Linked DNA regions of Homo sapiens: region 1 is linked to region 2. A link is a contact called in ENCODE Hi-C or POLR2A ChIA-PET data. All regions are on one chromosome and are shown on one strand. Each heading gives the region's core, a stretch centred on a gene start or an enhancer-like site at or near the end of the contact. The rest is flanking DNA. Distances are from core to core; before and after follow the strand shown. Region 1 holds the start of TSEN15 (tRNA splicing endonuclease subunit 15). Region 2 holds the start of RNF2 (ring finger protein 2).

The links. Hi-C counts contacts between places; a loop is a spot of excess contacts on that map. ChIA-PET counts read pairs that join two places held with the same protein, here RNA polymerase II (POLR2A). Pooled maps may share reads with other maps.
Region 1: a loop to region 2 is called in a map of OCI-LY7, with 3 times the contacts of the local background. The contact joins the promoter of TSEN15 here to the promoter of RNF2 in region 2. A Hi-C loop is called at or near these places in 1 of 168 maps with a recorded cell type or tissue (OCI-LY7) and 8 of 50 pooled maps. POLR2A ChIA-PET finds 5 or more read pairs at or near these places in 2 of 52 experiments (H1 and WTC11).

The regions. Positions count from the first base shown.
Region 1 is chr1:184,050,383-184,053,082 of GRCh38, forward strand. It overlaps TSEN15 (tRNA splicing endonuclease subunit 15), which reads left to right and starts at 1,348. Exons shown (of 5, transcript NM_052965.4): 1 at 1,348-1,508. The coding sequence starts at 1,374. RefSeq lists enhancers at 267-1,202, 955-1,064, 1,125-1,254, 1,133-1,427.
Region 2 is chr1:185,044,196-185,046,895 of GRCh38, forward strand. RNF2 (ring finger protein 2) reads left to right here and starts at 1,363. Exons shown (of 7, transcript NM_007212.4): 1 at 1,363-1,454. RefSeq lists a silencer at 993-1,252.

The DNA of each region.
Region 1 (2,700 bases), core at 98-2,597, 990 kb before region 2:
GATGAGTGTTATTTCCTTTGTATTAGTAGGTAATTTTCCCGGCTAGATTTTAACTGAAAACTCTCTCCCTTTTGGAGACAGCTCTGGTCTCAGTTCAGATCTTTTGTTTTTAACTGAGCTGCTGTGATTCTGTTTTGGGTGGTTCAGGATCTCTCAGAGATGTGGGTTGACAGTTTGGGGATCCACTCTCTGACTCCTTCCTTGGGATTTCTTAATCTCTTCAGAATTCAAAATTTTCTGTCTTCACTTTTCTGCTTCCCCAGACAAGAATAACTGATAAGTTTTATACATGCATCCCTGGTACTGCTGAGCCTGACTTCTGGACTGCACTTTGCCCCAAGCTAAATGCCAAAGAGAGGAGAATTTTCTTGTGGAGTTCTTGATCTTCAAGCAAGCTTGCCCTTCCTACCAGTCTGCTGTTCACATTCCAGTATATTCAGCTTTTTGTATTGTGTCCAAGTGTAGTTCCTGATCTTCAAGCAAGCTTGCCCTTCCTACCAGTCCACTATTCACATTCCAGTATATTCAGCTTTTTGCATTGTGTCCAAATTGTTTTCTGCTGGGGGATGGTCCACTAGGGTCTTAGTCTATCATGGTTGAAAACAGAAGTTATGTCCTGCCTGGGACTTTGGATTTTGAGTCACCCTTGTCCTGGTCAATGCGATAGCCTCCTAACCAGTCTCTGTTTGTGTCCTTGCTCCCTCCAGTCTATCCTCAACATATCAGTCAGAGTGATCCTATGAAAACGTCCAGGAGCCTCCAATAGCTTCCCATTTCACTCACAGTAAATTAAAAAATACTTAAAATGTGCTACTCTGCCTGTTTGAAACTCCTCATCCTTGGCTTCCAGATCACATGCTTATGCTAGTTTGTATCCTACCTTTCTGAACACTCGTTCAGCAACTCGTGTTTCCTCTAATCCTGAAACGTGGGTCCACCCTGAAAGTATGGTTCTACTTTAAAGTTCTATGTCAGGGCACTGAGTAAGGCCTTTCCCGTCCCCAGCAATCAGAAACCAGGACCCCACTGCTGAAGGCAAAGAGGACGTATGTATCCCCCAACTTTCTCAGAGAGTTATCGGCAGCACTGACTTAAAGAGGATTAAGAGCTTCAGGGCGCAGGCTACTCTTTAATATTTTTCACGTTAGAATTTGCTCAGATTTGAATAAACGCAGAGCGAAACTAGAGAGCGTTCGCGCAGGTTCTAGCTACCTTGGTCAGAAGGAGGGGCTGATGCAACTTTCCTCCCAGTTTCTGAGCCCTCTCGCACTGCAGCTGCGAGCCTCGGGGAAGCGGAACCCACAGGCGCGCGCGCCGCTGCTTCTGGCCGGGCGCGGGTCGTGGTGCACCACGGGAGCGCCGCACCGGCCGGCATGGAGGAGCGCGGCGATTCCGAGCCGACCCCCGGCTGCAGCGGCCTGGGTCCGGGCGGTGTTCGCGGCTTTGGCGACGGCGGTGGAGCTCCTTCGTGGGCCCCTGAGGACGCCTGGATGGGCACTCACCCTAAGGTCAGGAGGCGCGAGAGGAGCAGGGCGCCGTCCAGGCCCCTAACCCAGGCAGAACACTCCCAGGCAGCTCTCTTTCTTTCTTCCTCAGTGGGAGACTGAGGACGCGCGCCACCCTCACCGAGGGGGACCGGTGTGCACAACTGCCAGCCTCAGGCAGCATCGGTTTTGTTTGTTTAAACAAGTTGCACTATCTCAATCCCCCAGCCAAAGCCATTTTGGAACTGAGAGCCAGACAGTAACTCCGCCCCTCTCAAGCCGGAGATCCCTAATAAGCGCTCCACTAGTTTTGCTGTCTAGGTAAATCCCCTTTGGGGGATAAATTTATTTAATCCTCACGGTAACCATGCAAGACAATTTGTGGGCGATGGATAAGATCTAGGGGTCCATAGTGATAAAGATTTAAGCACAGTCACGTTTACACTTAGCCTTGGGCCCAGAATGCATCTTTATTTTGAAAAGGTGCAGATTCCTAATATTTCAGATTTCTTCGAAAGTTTGAATAGGTTCTTGCTCAAAGCAGAGCTACTCACATTTTGCGTGTATTTTTCTAGATTAGCAGCAGGCGAGATCAAGATAGTCCTCTGCTTACTTCTGCTTGAGACATTACTGCCTTGTACAAGTACGGTTCCAAGCAGTGAATAGACAGTGAATGGAGATGTGGGTTTTGTAAGAATCTCAAAAACTAGTCTCTACGGTACTTTAACAGAATTGCACTCTTCTGCTAGAGAGCAATAATTCATAATCATCTAAAAACAGCCAAGAAAAAATTTGAAGGTATAAGTTTGAAGAGTTAACCTTTTTCAGCTTCTCTTGCTTAATTTTATCTTCCTACTCTGTCCCCTTCATCCTCCCAAAAGGTGAGAAAAAGAAACAATAGCATGGAAATATTATTTAGTGCCCTTTTAGGGAAACAATAGCATGGAGAGGCAGCATATTGGTTAGGCGCATGAACTCAAAATCAGACTCAGTTTAAATCCTGATTCTGTCACTTATCAACCTTGTGATTTGGGACAAGTTGCTTGATCTTATTATGCCTTAGTTTCCTCACCTGAAAAATGGGGATATTAATAGTCCATACTTACTTATACGGTTGTTACAGGATTAAATTAATGAATATTTGTAAGCCATTCAACATACAGAAAGCACTATATAAGTACTTAATAAGCGAAACACCAGTAACAACTTTTTAAGA
Region 2 (2,700 bases), core at 113-2,612:
ATTTAAAGTTATAGATAGTAGGCAAAAGCTTTCAAGCCACTGAAAAAGAATAATGCTTGTTTTCTTTGATGGATTGTTAGGTAGCATATATAATGTGCTGTATTTAACACCTGTCCTTTTTCTTTCCACCCATCCAAGGCGTCAAAGGCCATCTTAAATCCCGGCTCCTCAGGAAATCATCCCCAAACACACCAGCTGGAATTGATATTTTTCTTTTCCAAATTCCTATGTAAATTCATGTCATTTATTTGGAATTGCTTATAGAGAGTTTCAGAGCGTTAAAGAACTGGAAAGGACCTAGGATTCAATACAATTCTCTCATCTCGCAGACGAAGAAAATGAAGTGCAGAGGAGCTACGCAATCTACGTAAGTCACATAGACACACATTGGAGGCTATGAACCTAGTTTGCCCAATTCCCACTGCAGTCCATTGGTTTATGCCTCTATGCCTTCAGATTTACGGTCTGGTATTGCTGGTTATCTTCTCAAGAGAACATGACATCTCAACAATAGTACATATAGAGATCAGGGAACTTTCAATTCTTCGTTACTTCTTCAGCTCATAATTTATATGCATTAAATGTCGGATAATTTACTGGAGACTAACTGGCTGTGTTTTAGGTAATGATTACATCTATTAATCTATTACTTCGTAAATCCTCAAGTTCAGAAGGTAACACTGGAAGGGGCCAAGGAGGTAGGAATAAAGCAGCAGCAAGGTAAATAGTAAGAGCTGATGACCACAATCAGAATGTTAAGCTAAGTTTAGAGTGGAAGGTCATTTTCCCAGGAGCAATTACACTTGCAGTTTTATCCTGCAAGGATGAAAAGTGTATGTTTGTTGTACGAGAGCGGAAGGGTGCCGAAGTTCATGTGAAGTTCTGCAAACCAAAGCCTGATGAGGATTTCCGCCGGGTGGGACAGGTTTAAGAGGACGAACTCATGAGAAAGAAGTCTGAGCCCAAACCCCAGAAGCCGGCCAGGAAGGTGTAAAGGGTGGGCCGAAGCCAGGGCAGAAGAACCCAAGCAGAAGGTTGAGCACGAGGTGGCTGCGCCGTCATCCGGGCGTTGCCCGGGGGCTACGTCGGACCGCGGTGGGCGCCGGGGGGGCGTGGCCGGCCAGCCCAGGGCGGGGCGGTGGCGCGGGTTCTCCAGGCCAACACGCGGCGGCGCACCCTCCCTCGCGCCGCGGGCCTCCCCGCGCCGTGCACGTCCTCGTCCCGCGCCTCCGCCCCTCGCTCGCTCGCTCCTTCCCGCCCTCCCCGCAGCGCCGGCCGAGCCGGCTTCCCCTCAGTCTCTCATGAATATTGAGCGGCCCCTGTTGTATTTCCCGAGCTCCATTGCGGAAGCTGAGGCTCGCCATATTGTGCGGCGGCGCCGGCGTCCGCGGCAGCTGATACCAGAGTCTTGCTCCGGCCGCGGCCAGCGGAGCCCTGGGCTGGGGCAGGAGCCGGTGAGTGGGGCGGGCGGGGAGGCGAAGGACGCGGAAGCAGCGGGCCGGGACACGCGTCTACTCGGCAGCGTTGCAGGCGACTGACGGGGGCCCCGGAGTGTGGGGGGGGTGTGTGTCCGCGGGGGTGTGAAGGGACATGGCGCCGCCGCCGCCCCCGGCCGCTCTCGCGGCGGAGACGGCGGGTGAAGCGGGTTCTCATTGTTCCCGTGTCTTCGAGGGTCGTGGGAGGGAAGGGAGCTGGTTTGCGGAGGACCCAGTCAGCGAAGCGCCGGGATTCCTTCCTTCGCCGCGAGCCTTTCGCTGCCCTTTCCTCTGCGCGGAGGCCGGCGCTGCGGCGCGGTCCCCTCGCCTCCGGGGGCGGGGGCCCCAGCCTCTCTGCAGCCCTACTCCGGAGGCGGACGGAGTGGAATGCGAGTTTTTTCTCTGGGCTTTCGCCTCGCAGCTAGGGATGTGTGTCTGCATCGTGGGGGTGGGGTAGGGGGCACTTTGTGCAGATATCGCTCCTTCCTTCTGGGGGGTCGGAGTCGGGGTTCCAGTGTAGAGGAGCTCCTCGACCTCGGGGTTCCTCGGGGAGACCCCTTCAGCTTCACACATTCCTGGAGTGCCGCCTCCTGCTCTGGAGTATCTGTTGCTGCTTTCTAAAACCGTGAGCTTACCCAGGAGGAGTCGTGGGGGGAGGGGGTGTCTTGGTTAGTTTCTGCGGGAAGATTCGCGTTTTGAACCGTGTCGTTTACGCTGAGATGCTAGTACCCACTTTTGCCGGGAGCCCACGTCCTGCTGGTCAGAATCGTTTACCTTCTACAGAAGTCTCCTTCTTGCTTTCAGAGATGGTGTTAGTAAAAATTGATCTCAAACTTTGAGGTTCATTCCAGTTATTTGCCCGCTAAGATCAATTATAGACTCATCTATTTGAAGCCCCTTTGGGTATCTTTTTCGAGGCTGTCGGAAGTTTTAGAGAATGTAACTTTACATTGTAAAATGATTTGAAGATGTCAGGTTTCTTTGAAGTGCCGTGAAAAGGATATACATATGCACTCAGTATTTTAGTAATACGCTGTTTTTCAATTAAAAAAATTAAGGCATGGTTTCAGTGTTCTAAACCGAGGATATGTTTAAAACGAATGTACGAGCGATTTGCATTACATAATCTACTTTTGGTAATTCCAAGATGATCAGCTGGAATACTTAGTCTAATTGGTAGCTAATCTATCTGTTTTGTATTAAGTGCAGTTGTTGAATATTCTAA